Regions from separate parts of the Homo sapiens genome. Here region 1 is linked to region 2. A link is an interaction called in ENCODE POLR2A ChIA-PET data of the cell type or tissue named here. Cell type or tissue: A673. All regions are shown on one strand. Each heading gives the region's core, and the rest is flanking DNA. Links, peaks and the distances in the headings are about the cores only.

Region 1 (12,312 bases), core at 6,241-8,740, 150 kb before region 2:
CCAGCACCCAGGTGACTTCCCCACTCCCCTGTAAATGTCATGGTGCTAAGACTGTGTCAACCCCAAGACGACACATGGTCCTGTGCTTTGGCCACCGTTTGAGGCAAAAACTAAACAGCCCGACACGTTGTGTTCTGGTGCAGGTTTGTATTAAACTGTAGCTACTTCTCACTTGGACTCTGTTGTGTTTCTTCAAAGAGGAGGGAGTTTGGCAGAGATCTCTTCTACGGTGGCTGGGCAAGGCTTCAGTTGCTAAGAAAAGGCAGCTTTGATCTGTCTCTCCTATTGGGTGGCAGCTCACTGGGAGGCTTGTGCAGAGACTGGATTTTTTTTTTTTTTTAATTCTGAGAGACAGGAGCCCCAGTGGTGCCAGATTTCCAGGGACAAGGTTGCCAAATTATCTGAAATAATTAGGAGGAAGAATTAGATGCAAAAGGGAAAAAAACTAGACTCACTCCATCTACCTATAGTCGCGTATTCTCTTGGCTACCATTTTGGAAGCCCATAGCCACCTCTCCACTCGGCAGAACGTTTGGCTGATGGAACGATGGCCTCATAAAAAAAAAAAATCACAAGACAAAGCGCTGTCCCAAGGCCAATATGCCTTTGAAGGACCTTCCAGCTGCTCTCCGGCTGTCTAGAACCCCGCTTTTGGAGTTGGCCCTCTGTAGTCTCAACCCCATCCATTGCATTGAGACCCCTCTACCTTCCCTCTAGAGCTCAGTCAGATGTTAGGAGGATTATCTGATTAAACTCTTTCACACTAAAGGGTAAAACTGTGGCTTCTAAGGCCGGGTGCTGTGGCTCATGCCTGTGATCCCAGCACTTTGGGAGGCCGAAGCGGGTGGATCACCTAAGGTCAGGAGTTTCAGACCAGCCTGACCAACATGGAGAAACCCCGTCTCTACTAAAAAAAATACAAAATTAGCCAGGTGTGGTGGTGCATGCCTGTAATCCCAGGTACTCAGGAGGCTGAGGCAGGAGAATCGCTTGAACCCGGGAGGCGGAGGTTGCAGTGAGCCAAGATCGCGCCATTACACTCCAGCCTGGGCAACAAGAGTGAAGCTCTGTCTCAAAAAAAATAAAAATAAAAATAAACTGTGGCTTCTAGTACTATGTGGTCACTGTACTTATTTCTTAACATTAAAATTCGAAGGTTGAGATGGATTTGCCAGCTTGAGATGGATGCCGAGTCCCTGCAATGTATTGGGCCAAAGTGTCTGTTACCCTGTTTTCCCACAACAGGAGAGCACACCAGAATTGGGTTAACTGCCAAAAATCCATTGGGTTTGGATGAAAAAAATAATATGACCACACATTTGGCACAAGGCGTCTATCAGGCAGTCTACAGGGAAAAAATAAAAGATACCCAGGAAGACATAGGGTGCCTTTTTATGTATGTAGTTGTAGAAAAATCAAAGACCACAGACTCAGACTTTAAAATAAGGCTTGATCATTTATGAGAATCCGGATTTGGAGAAACCACACCAGTCAGCAGCTAGGCAGCCACCAGCCTCTATTTTCTAACTCAGAATTACAGACTGACCTCTGTACACCGGTAGAGACTAACGCTAAGAATTGCATTGTGGTCGGCCAGTCACAGTGGCTCACGCCTGTAATCCTAGCACTTTGGGAGGCCAAGGCGGGAGGATTGCCTGAGCTCAGGAGTTCAAGACCAGCCTGCGCAACACAGTGAAACCCAGTCTCTATTAAAATACAAAAAATTAGCCGAGCGTGGCGGTGGGATCACACCACTGCACTCCAGCCTGGGCGACAAAGCGAGACTGTCTCAAAAAAAAAAAAAAAATTGCTTTTTAGTCAGTGGAAGACACAGGGTCTCATGACACCCAGGTGTGAAGAAGAAACCTCATGATATGTAGGGGCTGGTAGACCTTAGAGTCCTAAGTTAATAACAGGCTATTTGACAGTGTTGTAACAACAGACATTTGAAAGGGCTCTTAGAGCTTTCCCAGTAGAACAGTAAAGGATCTGGCATTTTGCTGACACTGGGTACTGTCTTATGATGGAAAGTGAGTTCTTTACTTTCCCTTCTGGATTTACAACCATACATTTAGAACTAGAGGGACCAGATGTCTTGGTTTGCTCAGGGCAATCCTGGTTTAAGTCTATTGCCCCAGAATAATTATTAACAGTGTCCACTTTCACTGTCAAACATGTCCTGGTTTGTATAATAAATTACATGGTCACTTTCTGTATACCTATACATTCATTGGGCTATTACTGTGCCTGTCCAGGAGTTAAAAATTTTTCCATTGCTGAAAGACAAGACATGGCATTGTAAGAGATGCGGAAGATGGGTCCTTCCACAGTGGGTGGTGACTTAGGGGTTTGCATGACAAGCCCAGCGTCTTCACACAGCTCTTGGAGGCTTGATGAGTCTCAGTAGCCGGGGATGCCACAGGGTGGGGAAGGCCTGCAAATGCTTTTCTAAGCTTTTTCAGTTTGCCTCGTAGACCTCATTGTTCCATTAGAAGCTGTAACCCTACCAAATTCTATCATTTGCTTTTAAGGTGACTTTGATTCCATTTATGAACTTGAACACCTTACAACATTTTCAACTACATTTAAAATTTGATTTCCCTTTTAAATACCTTTCCTAAGTACCAAATAATTATTACCAATCTAATAAATTAAACTTATAAATATACTGAGTTTCACACTTTATTAGTTGTTTTGATGCTAAGAATAAACAATATTTCAACCTAAAATTAGAAGTTTTAAGTTACACTTTTTTTTTTTTTTTTTTTTTTTTTTTTGAGACAGAGTCTTGCTCTGTCTGTCATCCAGGCTGGAGTGCAGTGGAGGATCTCGGCTCACTGCAACCTCCGCCTCCTGGGTTCAAGCAATTCTCCTGCCTCAACCTCCCAAGTAGCTGGGATTACAGGCACCTACCACCACGCCCAGCTAGTTTTTGTATTTTCAGTTGAGATGAGGTTTCACCATGTTGTCCAGGCTGGTCTTGAACTCCTGACCGCGTGATCTGCCCGCCTCAGCCTCCCAAAGTGCTGGGATTACAGGTGTGCACCACTGCGCTTGGCCAAGTTACACATTTTAAGTTAATTATGAGATGCTCACTTTAATAGCCCAAAAAGTTCTCATAGAAATAAATAAAATACCAAATATGCCCAGATTTCCAATTAATACAAAAATTTTGACACTATGGGCTTGGTTCTTTAAAAACTTTTATTTTCTTAATTCTATACCTCCTGCCAGTTATAAGCTCTCACTGGGCTTTAGCTTTGAGTCTTTTCTTTTTTATTTTATTTATTTATTTTTTGAGACAGAGTCTTGCTCTGTCACCCAGACTGGAGTGCAGTGATGCAATTACAGCTCACTGTGGCCTCGACCTCCAGGCTCAGGTAATCCTACCACCTCAGCCTCTAGAGTACCTGGGATCACAGGTGTGCACCACTGCACCTGGCTAATTTTTGTATTTTTTGTAGAGACTGGGTTTCCCTATGTTGCCCAGGCTGGTCTCAAACTCCTGGGCTCAGGCTATCCACCAGTCTCCCAAAGTGCTAGGATTACAGGTGTGACCCACCACGCCTGGCCTCAAGTCTTTTCTTGATGACAAGTCAACTCCTAGAGGGTGCAAGGAAGGTCTGCTTACCAGCTCCACTCCAATCTCAAATTTCCAGTGCACCTAATTTTCACTTTACCACTACCTGGTCATCTACAATAACTGAATGCACAGTTATTAGTGCAATGTGTGTATATATCACTTCTAGCCCAGTGAGTTCTGCCTCCTTTAAAAATGTTTAAATAAATTAGATCCTTTGTATTTTAAGGTTTCCTTACATTTAAAGCAACACATTCTATCCCTGTGTAGCTTTTTTTAAATTGACTATTTTTTAGAAAAGTCTGATTTACAGCTGCACAGATAGTGCGGAGTTTCCATCTACTCCACACCCGGCCTCCCCTATTACTAACATCCTACATTAGCATGTTAAAATCAGTGAGCCAACACTGATACATTATCATTAATTAAAGTCCATGCCTATTCAGATTTCCTAAGTTTTTATCGAATGTCCCTTTTCTGATCCAGGATCTCCTCCAGGACACCACATTACATTTAGTTGTCATGTCTCCTGAGGCTCTGTGGACTGTGACAGTTTCTCAGACTTCCCTTGTTTTTGATGACCTTGACAAGTTTTGAGAAATATTGTTCAGAGATTTTATAGAATACTCTCTACTGGAATTTGTCTGTTGTTTTTCTAAATGGTTAGGCTGGTGTTAAGAGTTTTTAAAAGGAAGACCATAAAAGCAAGGTGCCGTTTTCCTCACGTCGCATCAAGGGTATATACTATGAAAATGACCTATTACTGATGATGTTGACTTTGATCACCTGGCTAAAGTCGGATCTACCTTTTCAAATTTATATGGTTCCCTTTTATGAGCTAAAAGCTTCTCTTTTTACAGTATGTGACTTCTTTAAGCAACTAAATATGGTTTGTATTGCTATACTAAGTTTTTCCGGTGTTTGCTAGATGATTCTCGCAGTTAGGAATTTTTTGAAATTCAGTATCAGTTGTAAGACTTTTGGCCAGACGTGGTGGCTCACACCTGTAATCCCAGCACTTTGGGAGGCCAAGGTGGGCAGATCACTTGAGGTCAGGAGTTGAAGACCAGCCTGGCTAACATGGTGAAACCCTGTCTCCACTAAAAATACAAAAAAATTATCTGGGTATGGTGGTGCAAACCTGTAATCCCAGCTACCTGGGAGGCTGAGGTGGGAGGATCGCTTGAACCCAGGAGGAAGAGGCTGCAATGAGCGGAGATTGCGCCACTGCACTCCAGCCTGGGTAACAGAGTGAGACTCCGCCTAAAAAAAAAGAAAAAAAAAAAGACTATTTGCCTGTGGGGCACAAAGACACAAAGATAGCAGTAACAAGAAATATTCACATAAATACGAGCTCTTGAGGTTTTATCTGAAATCCTCTTGACTCATGGGTCAAAATTTAAGCTTTAATTTAGGGATTTACACACACACACACACACACACACGCATTTACATGCAGACACACAGAGAGGCTCAGTTTAACTACATAACCAACTTTGTGAAGCCTTTGAATAACAAGTGTCCATTACCTTAAAGCTATTTAAGTCCAAACTTCCAAAATCCAATCTGAAATTCTAGGAAAAGAAAAACAGAGACTAACCAGGTAAAATTAATAAGCAACTGTTAAGAAAGTATAATTTATTATTTTAATGCTATCCAGAAAGCTGTTGAAGCTTTCTATTGATTTACATAACTTCAGATTATGTGAGTTTTATTGAACAAATTGATAAAGCACACATTTTTCCAACTGTGATGCATTTCAGTAGCAATATCCTATACTGCTATCAAAATCCCACATTTGACATCACATTTACAAAAAGCTTTAGCTATTAGCTTTAGTGCAGAAACTCAAATTTTTTTTCCTTTTGGAATATTTCTAGCCATGAAACTCAAATTCTCATTGAAATCATTTATGCAATATCCAAAATTCCTGATTTCACATTCTGCATTAATTTATCACCTCGAGGGGGAAAAAAGATCGCTTCACACTGAAAACAGTTGCTTACAATTATGCATATTTAAATTTCATCATCTGCTCAGTGCCTCTTGCTTTATTGGAATTTTTTTTCTTTTGGATACAGGGTCTGCCACTGTTACCCAGGCTGGAGTGCAGTGGTGCAATCACCTCTCACTGCAGCCCCGACCTTCTGGGCTCAGTCGATCCTCCCGCCTCAGCTTCCAGAGTAGCTGGGACCACAGGCATGCACCATCACTCCCAGCTAATTTTTCAATTTTATAGTAGAGACAGGGTCTCCCTATGTTGCCCAAGCTGGTCTAGAACTCCCATGCTCAAGCGATCCTCCCGCCTTGGCCTCCCAAAGTGTTGGGATTACAGGCGTGAGCCACTATGCCTCATTTTACTGGAATTCTTGATTTTAAAATATCCTCTGGGCCGGGCGCAGTGGCTCATGCCTGTAATCTCAGCACTTTGGGAGGCTGAGACGGGCGGATCACGAGGTCAGGAGTTCCAGACCAGCCTGGCCAACATAGTGAAACCCCGTCTCTACTAAAAATACAAAAATTAGCCAGCCGTGGTGGCACACGCCTGTAGTCCCAGCTACTCAGGAGGCTGAGGTGGGAGAATCGATGGAACCCAGGAGGCGGAGGTTGCAGTGAGCTGAGACCATGCCATTGCACTCCAGCCTAGTGACAGAGTGAACACCGTCTCAAAAAAAAAATCCTCTGAAGTTTTACAGTCTAAGTTTACCCTGAAGAGAGTTATTGTCTTTTGATCAGTCCCCAATGATGCCAAGTTTCAAGACACTGCAGGGGTTAATTTCAGTAAAATAGACTGCCCCCGGGGATAGACTTTGATTCCTTTACTGCTGAGGAATCAGAGCTGCTGGAGAACAACTTCTCTTGGGGAGGACGGTGGGCATTTTGAGTCCTAAAGGGAAGGAAACTTCAGTGGCAGTGCTTTGACGGCCCCTTCCCATCTTGCACGCATCTGACAGAAGGGTTCCTGGCGTGCACAGAAGAGGAAAGCTGGAGGCTCCATCACTGGTATTTTAGGACTAGCCACCACATGTGGGAGTTGCTGAGGCTTCTTCAAACTTCAATTTTCCAGCAGCCAGGCTTTCTTTCTTTCTTTCTTTCTTTTTTTTTTTTTTTGACGGAGTCTCTCTCTGTCGCCCAGGCTGGAGTGCAGCGGCATGATCTCCGCTCACCGCAACCTCCGCCTCCTGGGTTCAAGCAATTCTCCTGCCTCAGCCTCCCGAGTAGCTGGGACTACAGGCATGTGCCACCTCGCCCGGCTAATTTTTAGTAGAGACGGGGTTTCCCCATGTTAGCCAGGATGGTCTCAAACTCCTGACCTCAAGCAATCCACCTGTCTCGGCCTCCCAAAGTACTGGGATTACAGGCATGAGCCACCACCCCCAGCCAATACATGTCTTTTACCACAATAAAAGAATTATATTATAAAAATTGACCATTTACTAAACCACAAAGCAGGTTTCAAAAAATTCCAAAGTATTAATATTTCACAGACTTTGTTCTCTGCTCGCATTGCAATGAAATTAGACATAAACCACAACATCAAGAAACCATTAAGGAAAAATACAAGTAAATTGTGACGTGTTTATACAAAATAGAAATATTTTCATACAAAACATAAAATGTGTGGTATCTAGCTAATGTCATTTAGAGTTAAACTTAGAGCTTTATGCACTTTTCAAACAAAACAAATGTAAAATCAATGAGTAGATTAATGGTTATATGTGGCAAATTAACACACCTATTTCTCTATATTCCCTCTCAAATCCTCACCAAAGTGACATTTAAAAAGAAGGGTTAAGCCACATGGGAAAAGATAATGGGAAATGAGATTATGGCTTATGAGGGATATCAACAAAATTTGGAAGGTATAAAATAAATGGATGAGCGGGTGCAGCGTGGAGGAAGCTGAAATGACTGCCTGCCATGAAGGCAACCAATGAGAAGCCATTTAGCTCCCCAGAGCCCAATAAAGAATCCCCAGTAGCAGCTCCTGGGATCTCCAAAGGCCAGAGAGTGAAATCAGGATGACGGGCTAAAATTCTCTGAGAGGAGCAGTTAGACCCATAGATCCTCCAGCTCCTGCAAGCAACTGTCCCACTCTCTTTCAGGCTGCCAAGGGGAGAGGATGAATTTAGGTGGATTTAGAGAAGGACAGAACACTGAACAGTGACATCAGCCTATTCCCAGCCTCCTTCCCATGCCGTCTACCATAACCAATACAGAGAACTGTATTTCCCCAGGCAAGAAATCTGAGGATCCCTCTCTAGGCAAGCTAACTGGCATGAAGAGAAAATACTTACATTCTGATATTTGAGGGATCCGGTAGTAATTTGGCCAGTTCCCATGCAATCCTTCTATGGTGAGACACCTCAACCCACATGCCCCACGCATGAGTTTCAATCTTTCAGTTAGCCGGTTTGCGTCTTACTCTTAAAGATGAAGAAAACCTCCAAAAAGATAGACAGTCCAGCCAGCCAGGCGCAATGACTCAGGCCTGTAATCCCAGCACTTTGGGAGGCTGAGGTGGGTGGATTTTGTGAGTCCAGGAGTTTGAGACCAGCCTGGGCAACATGGAAAAACACTGTCTCCATAAATAAATAAATAAAATATTTAAAATTACCCAAGTGTGGTGGCATGTGCCTATAGTCCAAGCTACTCAGGAGGCTAAGGTGGGAGATCACCTAAGCCTGGGAGACGGAGGTTGCAGTGAGCCAAGATCATATCACTGCACTCTGGGCAACAGAGTGAGACTCTGTCTCAAAAAAAAAAAAAAAAAAAAAAAAAACAACCCAAAACAAACATAAGAACAAAGTATCTCAGAGGAAACACGACTCAAGGAGTAAATGAAAATTCTAAAGATAAAGAGAATAGATTCATTAAAAGACAAAAGGAAAACAGGAAAGACAAGAAAATTAGATGATCAGTCTAACAGGAATTCCAGAAATAAGAGCACAGAAAAAACAAAGCAAGGGAGTTTATCAAAGAAATAATAAAAGAAAATTTCCCAAACTAAAAAATATGCATTTCCAGATTGAAGAGACATCATCATGAAATTTCTGAACAACAGAGATGATGCTTCAAGAGCCAGCAAGAGACAAAAATACTAGCTGCATACAAGAATTGGAAATTGAATGTCACTCAATTTGTCAACAGAAATACTAGAAGATGGAAGATCATGGAGCAGATTTTCTAAATTCTGAGAAAAATAATTTCTAACCTAGGATTCTGTACCCAGCCAAACTTTCAACCAACTGTTAAGGTATTATAGAAGAAAGTCATTTTCAGACATGCAAGATTGAAAAGATTGACCTTCCTTGGAACCTATTAGAGAGTCCATTTGAGAGTGTGCTCCACCAAAATGAATAATAAAAAGACATGGGCCAGGCACGGTGGCTCACGCCTATAATCCCAACACTTTGGGAGGCCGAGGCAGGTGGGTCACTTGAGGTCAGGAGTTCAAGACCAGCCTGGCCAACATGGTAAAACCCCGTCTCTACTAAAAATACAAAACTTAGCTGGAAGTGGTGGCATGTGCCTGTAGTCCCAGCTACTTGGGAGGCTGAGGCACGAGGATCGCTTGAGCCTGGGAGGCAGAGGCTGCAGTGAGCTGAGATCCTGCCACTCACTCCAGCCTGGGTGACACAGAGCGAGACCCTGTCTCAAAAAAAAAAAAAAAACAAGACATGGGATGAAGGAAATAGGACATTCAGCATAAGCAAGAAAATAAGGAAGTTCCAGAATGGTGGTAGAGGAAGTTGTTCTCTAAGCTGCTGCACAGCTGGTCCAGAATGGAACAGTCCTGAGAAAATCCTGCCCAGCAGGCTAGAATAGCCACCTGCCCTCAGTATTTGCCTGTTTGTAACAAAAAGCTATAAATGCTCAGCTGAAAGAGGTTCTTGGGAATGGCAGAACAACCAAAAGTTTGCCCTGGCTCTTGATAAAGAGCTGAAGAAGAAAAGATTTGCAAGAAGAATGAAATCATGGCTTTTCTGAGTTTGCAGATTTCTTGCACACATCTAATTAAACCTCTGCAGAAATTTCTACCACATCCCTAACCAATCATCTAACTCAGGACGCAGGATGTTTAGCCCAGTGACGGCGTGCCTTCAGCAGGCATATATCACACTCCCCGCAAGTTCTATTTATTCAGTATCATTTCCTTAACTGAAACTAAATTATCTATCTTCAGCTTGTGCCCCTTTATCCTAACTCTTCCTATGAAGGCACACAGAACAATCTTATTCATAAACAGCTCTTCCAATTTCACACATTATTGCAGTCTTTACTTCTGCCCACTACATTCATGCTTTCAGGGTTGTTCTCAGAGTTTAGCATGAATCAGAATCACCTGGAGGACTTGTTTAAGCCCAGCTTGCTAAGCGCCACACCAAAGTTTCTGATTCAGTAGTTTTGATGTGGGGCCTAAGAACTTGCTTTTTTTTTTTTTGAGATGGAATCTCATTCTGTCCCCCAGGCTGGAGTGCAGTGGCACAATCTGGGCTCACTGCAACCTTCGACTCCTGGCTTCAAGCGATTCTCCTGCCTCAACCTCCTGAGTAGCTGGGATTACAGGCACCTACCACTGTGCCCAGCTAATTTTTGTGTTTTTAGTAGAGACGAGATTTCACCGTGTTGGCCAGGCTGGTCTCGAACACATGGCTTCAAGTGATCCGCCCACCTCAGCCTCCCAAAGTGCTGGGATTACGGGTGTGAGCCACCGCTCCCGGCCACCATCCTTATCTTAAAATGTGGCACCAACCCTCCAGAATGGAGTTTTCTGACTGAAGGTGCCCAGAGAGAGTGCTCACCCATGCAGAGGAAAGGACCAAAGGGGCTTTGCAGAAGCAAAGACAATGCCCCGCTAGCTCTTGATAACCTGAGCAGCTGATGAACTCAGCATGTGCCCAGGAGTCCCCTCAGGACTTCCGGAGAGCAGCTGGGGCACCTTCCCTCCGTAGCGCGTTACATCCAGGACAGTCAAGAATCCCAGCCAGCCTGTTAGGTGACCGACGCAGGCCCTCGCTGAGCAGCAAGCAGAACTGCTGCCCTTGCCTGGGTTCTCCAAGAGCCTGGGATCCTCCCCGGCCCTCAGACAGCCTCTTCCCCCACAGAGCAAGGCGTTTCGGGGGCTGTGAGGTGAGTTTCCTGAGAGTGAGTGAAAGGAGCGACTTTGGGGATTAACTGTCTTGGACACATCTTCCCTCCAGACGTCTACTTCCCAACCTCTCAATCTTTTTTGCCTCCCTTCCACACTCATTGTTGCGTCCCTTAAATTTATTTCATCGTTTTGTTTTTCTGGATTACCTGCCACAGCCTTTCTGTTCATCTCTCCACAGTCAGACCCGGGATCTGAACCCTGAGCTGACAGAGATGCTGAGAATCTGGCCTTCTGCTGCTCCGAAAGGATTGGGGATGTGGCAGGCCATGCCCGCTTGGGAGGTCAGTTCACCAGGAGCGACTGTCCTCAGTGCCTGTGCCCCCAGACTGAGGAAGAAGGAGATGCTAAGGGTAGCCTTTCATATCACATACAAAGAGCCTGGGAAGATGAGATGGAGGTGAGGAGGAGAGGCATTCAATCCAGAGGGAAAAGGGAAGTAATGCTTATTAAACGCCTACTGTATGCTAAGTACTTTGCTATACACGTATGTGTTACTGATTTAAGGTTGGAGTGGGGCTGAAATTCCCTGTAACTATTGGCCCATGGGATTAAAGACTGTTCTGTCTTGGAAGATAATCATGACTGATGAGCCTCTGAGGACGGAGGGTGAAGATTTTTAAAACTACCCTCAAGCATGAGCCCTAATACCCTCAGCCAACCCAGGTTATGGTGCTTCTCCTAAGGCCATGAATTCCAGCCTGGGGAAGAGCTGGGAACAGCTGGAGAGGCAGAGGATTCCAGGAACGTGAAGCCCTAGCCAGTAACCTCCTGTGGAGAGTGACTTCACCCCCAGGCGGCCAGAGCAGCAGCTGCTGAAAACCGAAAATGCCAGGAAGATCCATCTTCCCCTGCCCCTGGCCACCTCCAGGCTGGCTTCCTCTTCTGCGTGGTCTCTGTCTGGTTTGGCATTTCTCTGCTCCCCAAGTCCTGGATCTTGTGGGATGGCCCGTGGCCACTGTACTACCTGTAAAGGCCTCCAGATGGCGCTTTCAGCTCATCAGTGGTCGCTGCTTTGGCTTACGATGTGAACAGATAAAGCTGAAGGAATGGCAGGTGTGTCCAGGTTACCAGGCCCCAATCCCTGCCCCCAGAGCAGCTCAGGCTCCTCTGCCTCGAGTGCGAGTGAGTGGCCATAGCAGCCTTCTCCCGTCTGGAGCTCCCTGGAGGAAGCTGTCCCTTTCAAGACCAATCTCAGAATTTAGGATAAGGTTGCCAGATACAGCAAATACAAACACAGAATGCCGGGCCAGGCGCGGTGGCTCACGCCTGTAATCCCAGCACTTTGGGAGGCCGAGGCGGGCGGATCACAAGGTCAGGAGATGGAGACCATCCTGGCTAACACGGTGAAACCCCGTCTCTACTAAAAATACAAAAAATTAGCTGGGCGTGGTGGCGGGCGCCTGTAGTCCCAGCTACTCGGGAGACTGAGGCAGGAGAATGGCGTGAACCCGGGAGGCGGAGCTTGCAGTGAGCCGAGATCGTGCCACTGCACTCCAGCCTGGGCGACTGAGCAAGATTCCATCCCATAAAAAAAAAACAAAACAAAACAAAAAAAACAGAATGCCCAGTTAAATGT
Region 2 (12,312 bases), core at 6,565-9,064:
GAAGTTCCTTGGCCTCCTCTCCATTCTCCCTGGCCTCTGCCTGGCCCCCAGCTTCCCCTCTGGGCCCGGGGGCATCTCCTTCAGCCTCTGCCTGGCCCCCAGCTTCCCCTCTGGGCCCGGGGGCATCTCCTTCAGCCTCTGCCTGGCCCCCAGCTTCCCCTCTGGGCCCAGGGGCATCTCCTTTAGCCTCTGCCTGGCCCTCAGCTTCCCCTCTGGGCCCTGGAACATCTCCATCAGCCTCTGCCTGGCCCCCAGGCTCCTGGACAGGATCCAAAGACTCCCTTCTGGCCTCTACCTGGCCCTTTGCTTCTTCTCTGGGACCAGGGGCTTCCTGTGTTTCTTGTCTTAATGGGCTTTTAGCTAATAGGGACTGCCTTCCAACAGCTTGTGGCTCCTGAGGAGATGGAGCAAGGGGCTCTCCGGGCTCCACGTGCCTGAGGGCTACTCCCGGGAAGTTGATGAGCTCAGCAGGGGTCATGAGCCCATCCCCATTCAGGTCCTGGGTCTCGAGCACTTTGTCCACTATCAAGATCACCTGTGGAAGCAGAGTCACTGTGGGGTCTCCAGGGACAGAGATGTTCCCAGGAGTTCTGACCCTCCCTAACACACCCTTGCATCCCTGCCGTGCAAGCTCTGAGCCCTCCTTTTACAGAGGACTCACCAAAAGAGTTATGATGAGAAAGACCAAAGCCCCAAAGTGCTGGGTCTCCTTTATGCGGGGATCTCCATCCAGCAGAGCTTACCGGGTTGGTGGTAGGAGAGTTGGCAGCTCCAGGGGCCAGAGCAGCTGTCAACATGGACAGCAGCTCCAGGCCATCCAGCTGTCCACTCTGGTCATAGTCATGGAGGGCAAAGAGGTAGAGGAGAACTAAAGAGAAGAGAAGCTGGATTAGAAGAGGTGCCGGGGGAGGTGGAGAAGGCAGGAGTCAATGGGGCAGCCGAGGTCAGTCCCAGATCTGGCTGCCCAGAGCCTCCCGTCCCTGGCCCCATCAGCCCAGCCCCTCACCCTGCTCCCGGCTCAGATGCTCCAGTTGCACTTCTGTCCTTCCTAGTCCCTTTAGGTAGCTCTGCAGAAGTCTGTCAGAAAAGTGGAGAATCAGCCCGGGAGAGGTGAGTCTGCAGCCCTGGGCCTGGTCTTCTCCCTGAAAGCACCCCCGGCCCACCCTACTCACCCGAGCTGCTCCTGGCCTGGCTGGAAGGGGTTGGGCAGGAGCTGATGCTGCACTTCAGAGTCTGGCCTGGAGGAGGAAGGGGAGGACCAGCCTTGCAGAGAGCCTCCCTCAGGGCCCAGCCTGCCAACCTTCTGCCTCCAATCTCCTGGCAGTTTTCTCCCCAGACCCAAAGGGAGTTGCCCCCAAAATTCCAAAAACCCTGTAGTGGGGAGGCTCTTCTGGTCTCCTTGGAACCAAATCCTTAACTCCCTCAGACTCTGTTTTTGCAGCTGGCTACCTTAGACTTTAAATGAAAACCCAAATAAAACAACTGGTTAGGTAGAGGCCAGATGAGGCCACACCTAGTAGACACAAGTTAGAGATCCAAGAAAACAGCCCAGTGAGTGGCAGGACAACATGGGTCACAGACCCCTCTCCTTCCATGCTGGGAGCCAAGGGACAGGTCTCTGGCTGAGCCTGGTGGCACTGCCCAGTTTTATATAGACCCAGTTTGCTCCATGACATAAAATTGACCTATACTTTTTCCAGGACAGGGTGTATCTGTTGGTTCTGGGGTTTCAAGCTGCTCAGGATCTCGTTGTCAGTCTTTCAAGCTCCAAATGTGCTCCCACTTCTGGACTGGGTTAACTGTTTGCCCAAGTCAATCCAGACCTGTGATGCCAGAGAGCTGGCAGGAGTTGCAGCGACTTTTGTCACAGCTACCAGCCCCTGTGGCTGTTCCTGTGGCTGTTTCCCCTTCTACCCAGCATACCCATTGCACAGTATTTATAAATAAAACCTTCAGAAAGGTATTCAGATAACATAGAAATGACATGCTAATGATCTCTACTTCTTTGGTGTTGCCACCATAAGGTCTTTTTTTTTCTGAGATAGAGTCTCGCTCTGTCACCCAGGCTGAGTGCAGTGGCTTGATCTCGGCTCACTGCAACTTCCACCTCCCGGGTTCAAGCGATTCTCTTGCCTCAGCCTCCTGAGTAGCTGGGATTACAGGCATGCACCACCATGCCCGGCTAATTGTTTTTTATTTCTGTAGAGATGGGGTTTCACCATGTTGGCCAGGCTGGTCTCGAACTCCTGACCTCAGGTGATCTGTCCGCCTCGGCCTCCCAAAGTGCTGGGATTACAGGTGTGAGCCACCACACCCAGCCCACCTCAAGGTCTTGATAACAAAACTGCAGGCCAGGCACGGTGGCTCATGCCTGTAATCCCAGCACTTTGAGAGGCCGATGTGGGCGGATCACAAGGTCAAGAGTTCGAGACCAGCCTGGCCAACATGGTGAAACCCCACCTCTACTAAAAATACAAAAATTAGCCCAGCATGGTGGCGGGCGCCTGTAGTCCCAGCTACTCGGGAGGCTGAGGCAGAAGAATTGCTTGAACCCGGGAGGCGGAGCTCGCAGTGAGCTGAGATCATGCCACTGCACTCCAGCCTGGGCGACAGAGTAAGACTCTGTCTCAAGAACAAACAAACAAACAAACAATTGCAGCCCCCACTTCTCTGGCGCCACAGCTTCTTCCCTGTTCTTCACGATGCACTGGAGCTGAGTTCTCTGATTCCAAATGGGTCCAGCAAGCATGTACTGAATGCCCACTTTGTGGCACTCTGACAGGCACAAGATGGGAGGCTGATGGCAGGGAGATACAGAGATCGGGGAACCTACACCCCAGTCTCCTGCCTCCCAGAGGGCCCACCACACCCTTGGATTCTCTAGAGACTTTCCCTCCTCCCAGCCCTTGGCCCTGCCCTCATAACCCTGTTACCTTGTGACTCCATCCTTTGGGGCAGCCTGACCCGTGGGGAGCAGCAGCAGGATTAACACTGTCATCGTCAAAGGTAACATCCTTCCTGGAACTGGAACAAGGAAGAGAATCAGGGGTCGGGGGAAAGAGGCGTCTGCCACCGTGTCACAGATGGGCTGGGTTAGACACAAGCGCATTTTCTGCCTGCTTCTACCTGCAGCCCCAAAGACAGGACTCCTGCTCAGGGAGGACTCACAGACAGACAGCAGGGATCCCATGGAACTATGCTCAAAATAAATGTCACTCCAGCTCTTGTATATAAAGCACATAAAGGCAGGCCTGCTGTGGCGGAAGCAGAGCTGGGGGCGCATCCCCACCCCACGCCCCATTCCCTTGCTCCCCACTAGGTGCCAAGGTGCCCAGAGAAGTACAGCGCAAGCATATCTGACCTCCTTCAGCCCATTCATCTTACAGATGGAAAGGAGCGCAGAAAGTTTAAGAAAAAGGCCAGGTAAGAAACGCAGGGAGTCACAAAAAGACCAAGACTTAAACACAGGCAAAAAGAGAAATGGACTGTTTGTGTTTATTAAAAACCCACTGAAGAACAAATCAAAAGAGGCGCAGACTTCTTGAAATAGGTCTAAACTCAAGTACAAACTGCAAACACAATAAATCAGGGTCAGACCAACAGTGGCCCCAGGAATTGCTATTTGCTAAATGCAGTTAGGAAAATTAGACCCACTATAAAGGAAAAAACAAAAACTTCCCCTAAGACTGACATGGCTTAGGCCCATTGGCAAAATCAACCACTTGAGTATATGAAAACAGTCAAGGATAGAATGGACCAATCAAACAGAGCCTAAAGCTTTCTGGTGAGTCCCAGGGTATGTACAGGTAGTGTGAGTTCCTGAGGAAGCAGAAGCCCACCAAAGCCAAGGCATGAGACCCCAAGCCCATCTCTAGAAAGAAAAACCGTCAGATGCTTGATGGTCTAGCAGAGATCAGGAACATCCCCATCTGGCTGACACTGGGTTTTCCTAGAGGAAGGTTCATAGCTTTCAGCAGATTCTCCAAGCAACCCATGACCCTAATAAGGTTCAGAACCACTGCCAGGATGGACTTCCATTTCCTAAGAGATGAGGGGTAGAGCAGGTAAGCACCTGGCTAATGGGAAGATAAACAAAATTCTGCCTTTTAAAGCTACCTTAAGGGAAAACTAGCTAAACATGGAAGTCCACAAGAAGATGAAGCTACCTAGAGTCACAGAACCTGTCATTTTTCTTTTTTTTCTTTTTTTTTGAGAAGGAGTCCTGCTCTGTCACCCAAGCTGGAGTGCAGTGGCATGATCTCAGCTCACTGCAACCTCCACCTCCCTGGTTCAAGTGATTCTCCTGCCTCAGCCTCCCGAGTAGCTGGGATTACAGGCAACTGCCGCCACACCTGGCTAATTTTTGTATTTTTAGTAGAGACGGGGTTTCACCATGTTGGTCAGGCTGGTCTTGAACACCTGACCTCAGGTGATCTGCCCGCCTGGGCCTCCCAAAGTGCTGGGATTACAGGCGTGAGGCACTGCACTTGGCCCGTCTTCATTTTTCTATGCATACAACTGGCCCAACAGATAAAGTGAGTATACATAATTTGTTGGTGTCTATAAGCCCCAGTAGCCAAAAATAGATGCTGAAGCCACAGCTGCCCTAAAGGTATTCACCAACATCAGCTGGCAACATAAATCCTAGGGTTTTAGTCGTTGCACCTGGAAGAGAAGACAAGGTCCTGGGCCCGTTCAAGGTAGGCCATTGGAACTGAGATCTCTGTATCAACATGAAACCGTCAAAGGGTCACAGCCCAGAAAAAGGATGGACTAGAAAAACATTCAGACTTCCACTTCTGGGAGTGTAATAGTAAATGTCCCAATGAAAGTAACCACAAAGCTGGATAAAAATAGAAAGTATCTTTTCAAAAGCACTGGGTTGGCAAGAAATCCTCAACAGTACAAATGTGCAGTGAAAACAGTAATCTGGGGGAAAGTGAGCTTGACATTAGCTTTTGCCTTAGGAGTATCTGCCAAACCAAACCCAGGTGAACTTGAGCTGCCTGTCAGTGTGCTTGTGCTGTAAAGGAGACCAGAGATGATACCTGGGCCCACCTGATATGAAGAGACTAACAGGAGATTCCCTACGTAAAGCTGGGATTCCAAACAGCTACACTCTGAACATGAACAAAAAGTAAATTTGTCATGAAGAAGGGCAGCAAAGAATTTTGCCTTTCTTGATTTTGGTGCTGTGTAGAAGGGAGAAAAAAAACTCTCCCTGAGACTCTATAACAAGCCTGATCTAATGTGGATTTTTTGTTTTTGTTTTTTCTGGGATGGAGTCTCTCTCACTCTGTCGCCCAGGCTGGAGTTGCTGTGGCATGATATCAGCTCACTGCAACCTCCACCTCCCGGGCTCAAGCGATTCTCCTGCCTCAGCCTCCTGAGTATCTGGGACTACAGGCATGTGCCACCATGCCCAGCTAATTTTTTGTATTTTTACTAGAGACAGAGTTTCGCTGTGTTGGCCAAGCTGGTCTCGAACTCCTGATCTCAGGTGATCCTCCCGCCTCAGCCTCCCAAACTGCTGGGATTACAGGCATGAACCACTGCGCCTGCCCTCTAATGTGGGTTTGAAGCCTGAATTATTAATGCTACCTGTATGGTCAGAACATCTAAAGTAGGTAATGTATTTTGAAGTGCAACCTGGTTGATGGCACCCCCAGATGACTGGCAGAGGAAAACACACATCTCTGGAGCAACTCTAATCCAGGCCTCAAAGAATTTCCATAGGTAAAGTTTCCAGGAATATGAACTCATAGCCAAAACGTTATAAACATACAAAGAAATAAGACACTGAGTAAGAGCCAGCAAAACAATAGCAGGGAAAAGTAGACTTGGAAAAGCTGTGTTGGAATTGTTACACACAGAATATACAGCAGATACAGTTCACATTTTTTTTGTTTTGTTTTGTTTGAGAGAGGGTCTCGCTCTGTTGCCCAGGCTGGAGTGCCGTGGTGCAATCTCAGCTCACTGCAATCTCTGCCTCCCGAGTTCCAGCAATTCCCCTGCCTCACCCTCCTAAGTAGCTGGGATTACAGGCATGTGCCACCACGCCCTGCTAATTTTTGTATTTTTAGTAGAGATGGGGTTTCACCATGTTGATCAGGCTGGTCTCAAACTCCTGACCTCATGATCTGCCCACCTTGGCCTCCCAAAGTGCTGGGATTACAGGCATGAGTCACCGCACCCGGCCAGTTCACATGTTTTAAGAAATTAAAGGGAAGCTTGAAACTATGAGGAAGAAATAAGAGTTTTCCGGCCAGCAACAGTATGTTTTAAAAAAAAAAAAAAGAGGCCGGGTGTGGTGGCTCATGCCTGTAGTCCCCGCACTTTAGGAGGCTGAGGCTGGTGGATCACGAGGTCAGGTGATTGAGACCATCCTGGCCAACATGGTGAAACCCCGTCTCTACTAAAAATACAAAAAATTAGCCAGGCGTGGTGGTGGGCACCTGTAATCCCAGCTACTCGGGAGGCTGAGGCAGAAGAATCACTTGAACCTGGGAGGCAGAGGTTGCAGTGAGCTGAGATCATGCCACTGCACTCCAGCCTGGGCCACAGAGCGAGACTCTGTCTCAAAAAAAAAAAAAAAAAGAAAGAAAGAAAGAAATAAGAGCATAAAAATGACCAAGTAGATTTGAAGAGGAAACAAACATAACTTTTAGAAATAAAAGATTGATTTTAAAAATGCAATGGGTGACCAGCCTGGCCAACATGGTGAAACCCCGTCTCTACTAAAAATACACAAGTTAGCTGGGCTTGGTGGCACACGCCTGTAATCCCAGCTACTCGGGAGGCTGAGGCAGGAGAATCGCTTGAACCCAGGAGGCGGAGGTTGCAGTGAGCCAAGATCACCCCACTGCGCTCCAGCCTGAGCGACAGAGTGAGACTGTCTTAAAAAAATAAATAAAATAAAAAATAAAAATAAAAATGCAACGGGTGAGTTAAATTGATTAGACACAACTGATATGAGAGTTAATGAACTGGAAAATAGATCTGAATAAATTATCCAGAGTGCAGTTCATTGAGTCAAAGACATAGAAAATATAAAACAGAGGTTAAGTGGCAAGGTGGATGGAGAAGATAAGAGATACAACTGGAAAAAAGCAGTATTTGAAGAAATAATAGCTGACATTTTTCCAGTAGGTTGCAAAACACTGGAATATGCCAATCCAGGAAGCCCAACAATTCAATGCAGATTAAATAAACAGAAATTCTCACCTAGACCTATTTTTCTAAAATAGAACACTCAAGAAAAAAAAAATTGTAAAAGCAGTCAGAAAGAAAAGACAAATCATCTCATAGGAAAAGTAATTAGACTGATAGCTGATTTCTTGACATCAATGATGCCCAAATACAGTAATATAGTATTTTAATGTGTTCAGAGAGGGGAGAAAATTGATATTCTAGAATTCTATTCTCAGCAAAATTATCTTGCAGAATGAGGTGAAGCAAATTTATTTATTTATTTATTTAGAGACAGGGTCTCACTCTGTTGCCCAGGCTGGAACTCCTGGCATGATCATAGCAATTCTCCCACTCCTGCCTCACAAGTAGCTGGGACGACATGAATGTGCCACCATGCCCAGCTTTTTTTTTTTGGTAGAGACAGGGTCTCAACTTTGTTGCCCAGGCTGGTCTTGGGTGCAAGCAATCCTCCTACCTTGTAAAAACAATTTTAGGCAAATAACTTAGAGAATTTGCCACTAACATTCCTTCATTAAAGGAAATTCAGCTGGATATGAGTTCGTGCCTGTAATCCCAGCACTTTGGGAAGCTGAGGTGGAAGGATCTCCTGAGCCCAGGAGTTCAAGACCAGCCTGGGCAATATAGTGAGACTCCATTTCTACAAAAAATAGGAAAAAATTAGCCGGGCATGGTGGGGTGTGCCTGTAGTCCCAGCTACTCAGGAAGCTGAGGTGGTAGGATCGCTTGAGCCCAAGAGGTGAAGGAGGCAGTGAGCTCTGATCACACCACTGTAATCTAGCCTGGGCAACAGAGCAAGACCCTGTCTTAAAAAAAAAAAAAAAGGGTTTGAAATGCAAGAAAACATGTGGAGCAAAGAAATCACAAAGTATGTGGCTAAATCTAAACAGACATAGACTGTTAAACAATGCTAATTATGTTAATATATGAGGCAAAAAAGCTGGTCTGAACTACAATATTGGACAATGACATGTAAAGCAAAGATGGCTGTTTGGGAAGAGAGTGGACATATTGATGAACTTTGTTAAATATGCATGTTAAGGCTGGGCGCGGTGGCTCACGCCTGTAATCCCAGCACTCTGGGAGGCCGAGGTGGGCGGATCACCTGAGGTTGGGAGTTCAAGATCTGCCTGACCAACATGGAGAAACCCTGTCTCTACTAAAAATACAAAATTAGCTGGGCAAGGTGGTGCATGCCTGTAATCCCAGCTACTTGGGTGGCTGAGGCAGGATAATCGCTTGAACCTGGGAGGCGGAGGTTGTGGTGAGCCGAGATCACACCATTGCACTCCAGCCTGGGCAACAAGAGGAAGACTCCGTCTCAAAAAAAAAAAAAAAAAAAAAAAAAAGCATGTTAAAATTTTAAGGATAACCATTAAAAAATTAGAACTGGAATGTATAGCCTCAAACCAGTAGAAAAAAATTAATGGAATTTTAAAAACTGAACTAAAAGAAAGGCAGAAAAAGAAGAAATAAAAGCAGGAAAAGATGAAAAAGAAGAAATAAAAAGTAAAGGCTGGGTGTGTGGCTAATGCCTGTAATTCCAGCACTTTGGGAGGCCGAGGTGGGAGGATCACTTGAGCCCAGGAGTTTGAGACCAGCCTGGGCAACATAGTCTCTGTTTGAGCCCAGGAGTTTGAGACCAGCCTGGGCAACACCCTGTCTCTACAGAAAATAATTTTTAAAAAAATTAGCTGGGTGTGGTGACATACATCTGTAGATCCAGCTACTAGGGAGGCTGAGGTGGGAAGAACATTTGAACGTGGGACATTGAGGCAGTAGTAAGCTGCAATTATACCACTACACTCCAGCCTCGGTGACAGTCAGACTATCTCCAAAAAAATACACACACACACACACACAAACCCAAAAATAACAAAAACAGCACTAATAAAAGAGACTACACTTAAAGAAATTAAAATAAATGAAATAATAGCAGAAATTAAAAACACAATAAAGAGAAGCAACAGAGCCAAACAAGGGTGGTTTCTTTAAAAAGACTAGTAAAATAAAAAATATATATATACAAAGAAACAAAAGCCTAGTAAAACAGACAAACCTTTGGCAATTTCAATTAGGAACAAAGAGAGCCAGGTGTTGTGGTTCACACCTGTAATCCCAGTGTGTCCGGAATTGGTGGGTTCTTGGTCTCACTGACTTCAAGAATGAAGCCGCGGACCCTCGCGGTTGAGTGTTACAGTTCCTAAAGGCGGCGTGTCTGGAGTTTGTTCCTTCTGATGTTCGGATGCGTTCGAAGTTTCTTCCTTCTGGTGGGTTTGTGGTCTCGCTGGCTCAGGAATGCAGCTGCGGACCTTCGCAGTGAGTGTTACAGCTCTTAAGGTAGTGCGTCTGGAGTTGTTCGTTTCTCCCAGTGGGTTCGTGATCTCGCTGGCTTCAGGAGTAAAGCTGTAGACCTTCGTGGTGAGTGTTACAGCTCATAAAGGCAGTGTGAACCCAAAGAGTGAGCAGCAGCAAGATTTATTGCAAAGAGCGAAAGAACAAAGCTTCCACACTATGGAAAACGACCTGAACAGATTGCCACTACTGGCTCTGGCAGCCTGCTTTTATTCTCTTATCCGGCCCCCACCCACATCCTGCTGATTGGTCCATTTTACAGAGAGCGGAGTGGTCTGTTTTGACAGGGTGCTGATTGGTGCGTTTACAATCCCTGAGCTAGACACAAAGGTTCTCCACGTCCCCACTAGGTTAGCTAGATACAGAGTGTCAATTGGTGCATTCCCAAACCCAGAGCTAGACACAGGGTGCTGATTGGTGTGTTTACAAACCTTGAGCTAGATACAGAGTGCCAACTGGCGTATTTACAATCCCTTAGCTAGACATAAAGGTTCTCCAAGTCCCCACCAGACTCAAGAGCTCAGCTGGCTTCACCCAGTGGATCCTGCACCGGGGCCGCAGGTGGAGCTGCCTGTCAGTCCCACACCCTGCGCCCGCACTCCTCAGCCCTTGGGTGGTCGATGGGACAGGGCGCCGTGGAGCAGGGGGTGGCGCTCGTTGGGAGGCTTGGGCCGTGCAGGAGCCCACGGCAGTGGGGAGGCTCAGGCATGGCGGGCTGCAGGTCTCGAGCCCTGCCCCGCGGGGAGGCAGCTGAGGCCCGGCGAGAAGTAGAGCACAGCAGCTGCTGGCCCAGGTGCTAAGCCCCTCACTGCCCGGGGCCGGCGGGGCCGGCCGGCAGCTCCGAGTGCTGGGCCCCCGAGCCCACGCCCACCCGGAACTCGCGCTGGCCGGCAAGCGCCGCGCGCAGCCCCGGTTCGCGCTCGCGCCTCTCCCTACACACCTCCCTGCAAGCTGAAGGAGCCGGCTCCGGCCTTGGCCAGTACAGAAAGGGGCTCCCACAGTGCAACGGTGGGCTGAAGGGCTCCTCAAGCGCGGCCAGAGTGGGCGCCAAGGCCGAGGAGGCGCCGAGAACGAGCGAGGGCACACACTGTCACCTCTCACCAGCACTTTGGGAGGCTGAGGCAGAAGGATTGCTTGAGCCCAGAAGTTGGAGGCCAGCTTGGGCAACATAGTGAGACCCCCATCTCTACAAAAAATTAATTTTAAAAAATTAGCTGGGTGTGGTGGTGCACGCCTGTAGTCCTAGCTACTTGGGAAGCTGAGGTGAAGGATGACTTGAGCCCAGGAGGTTGAGACTGCAGTGAGCTGTGATTGTGCTGCTGTACTCCAGCCTGGGTGACAGAGTGAGACCCCATTTCAGAAAAAAATAAACCAAAGACTAAAAGAACAAATAGAAAAGGCACAAACAATATTAAGAAGGAAAATAGGGACATAACTAAAGAAACAGCAGAGATTTGAAAACTTAGAGGATATGGCCAATTTCCTAGAAAAACTTAATAGCAAAACTGATGCAAAAAGAAATAAGCTTTGATAGTCTTACAATCACTAAGGAAACTGAATCAGTGAGTATTAACCTTTACTGCTTCTGGAACTATAAACCTGAAATGTTTTTAGAGAGCAGTCTGGAAATGTGTATTAATTTCCTAAAACTCTGACCCAACAATATCGTCTTGGGGATTACATAAAAGAATATAAATGGAAAAGAAATTACAAAGATATGTATAGCTGTGCTATTAATATTAGTCAAACAAATGTAAGCAACCTGAATGTCTAACATTTAGGCAATGGCTGAACAAACCATATTATGTGATAGAACCATTAAATATAATACATCAACTCAGAAAGTTTAAAAGGAAAAAATGAGCAGATTTGAGTATATCAAAAGTTTAAACTTCTGTGTCATGAAATATACCACAAATCACGTTCGAGGAGACAAGTGACAGAGAACTGAAGGAATTGCCGCTAGTGTGTGGAGGCTTCCCGGGTCCCCAGAAGGGTGGGGTTCCACCACCTGGGCCTCAGCAGGAAGTAGAAGACAGAAATCTCCCTAGAAACCCTATGGGTACTGAATGGGGTCCAGGAGCCGCAGAGATGAGTGCCTTGTTTCCAGGAAGGTTAGAGAGAAGGCCCTGCCTACAGGGTGCCTGGGAGGTCAGGAAGCAGCAGCTGAAGGAGGGTCTGGGTGAATGGGCAGAGAGAGGGCTGCCTCTCCCAGTTCTTTGTATCTAGAGTGCTGCTGGTTTGAAGAAGGGGGCTGAGGTCAGCTGAGGGTTCCAGTCTCTAAGGTGGAAGGAGGGGTGCCTAATGGCTGAGAGAGCCAGTTGACCAGGAGAATGCCAGAAGTTCTGGCTCCCTGGCCTGGGTGCCACAGAGAATACCATGGAAAGCACCAACAGCTGCCACATGACAAAGACCAGAGGGCAAGCATCCGTAGGGAAGGCAAGTTAGATATAAGTTTGTACAATAAGGATAAATATTCATTTCTTTAATATTTATTGAACACCTGCCATATGTGAGGCACTCTCTTATCACTAAGCTGATCTCTTAAGGTCGAATTACTTTTTCTTTTTCCCCCTAAAGCTTGCAAATATGTAAGTAGGAAAAGATACAAATGTTAACGCAAGAAAAACACAGAATTGCTATGGAATAGGTGGTACGGCCCAAAGTTGGGGGGTATGGGCCCTGACCTCAGGCTGCCTGTGTTCAAATCTGGGCTCCGCAGCCCACTAGCTGTGCGGCTTTTCTGTG

What was found. Peaks named below come from ENCODE experiments on the same cell type or tissue, not always from the same donor. Only the 100,000 strongest peaks of a DNase experiment are listed, where the experiment ranks them.
Region 1: POLR2A ChIA-PET joins it to region 2 with 7 read pairs; 2 of 35 experiments call an interaction of 5 or more read pairs at or near these places.

Annotation. Positions count from the first base shown.
Region 1 is chr2:26,950,181-26,962,492 of GRCh38, forward strand. It overlaps LOC124905979 (a long non-coding RNA gene), which reads right to left. Exons shown (of 3, transcript XR_007086251.1): 2 at 5,110-5,154; 3 at 335-401. It overlaps DPYSL5 (dihydropyrimidinase like 5), which reads left to right. Exons shown (of 13, transcript NM_020134.4): 13 at 1-171. Among named protein-coding and RNA genes, the nearest start is that of MAPRE3, 14 kb to the right of the region's middle. In A673, for the core only: no CTCF peak of the experiment used is centred there; a DNase peak (open chromatin) is centred at 7,541.
Region 2 is chr2:27,101,354-27,113,665 of GRCh38, forward strand. CGREF1 (cell growth regulator with EF-hand domain 1) reads right to left here. Exons shown (of 6, transcript NM_006569.6): 2 at 2,934-3,024; 3 at 1,173-1,238; 4 at 1,007-1,077; 5 at 744-868; 6 at 1-535. The coding sequence starts at 3,013. It overlaps LOC124907744 (a long non-coding RNA gene), which reads left to right and starts at 3,024. Exons shown (of 2, transcript XR_007086252.1): 1 at 3,024-3,423. RefSeq lists an enhancer at 136-636 and a silencer at 250-429. In A673, for the core only: no CTCF peak of the experiment used is centred there; no DNase peak of the experiment used is centred there.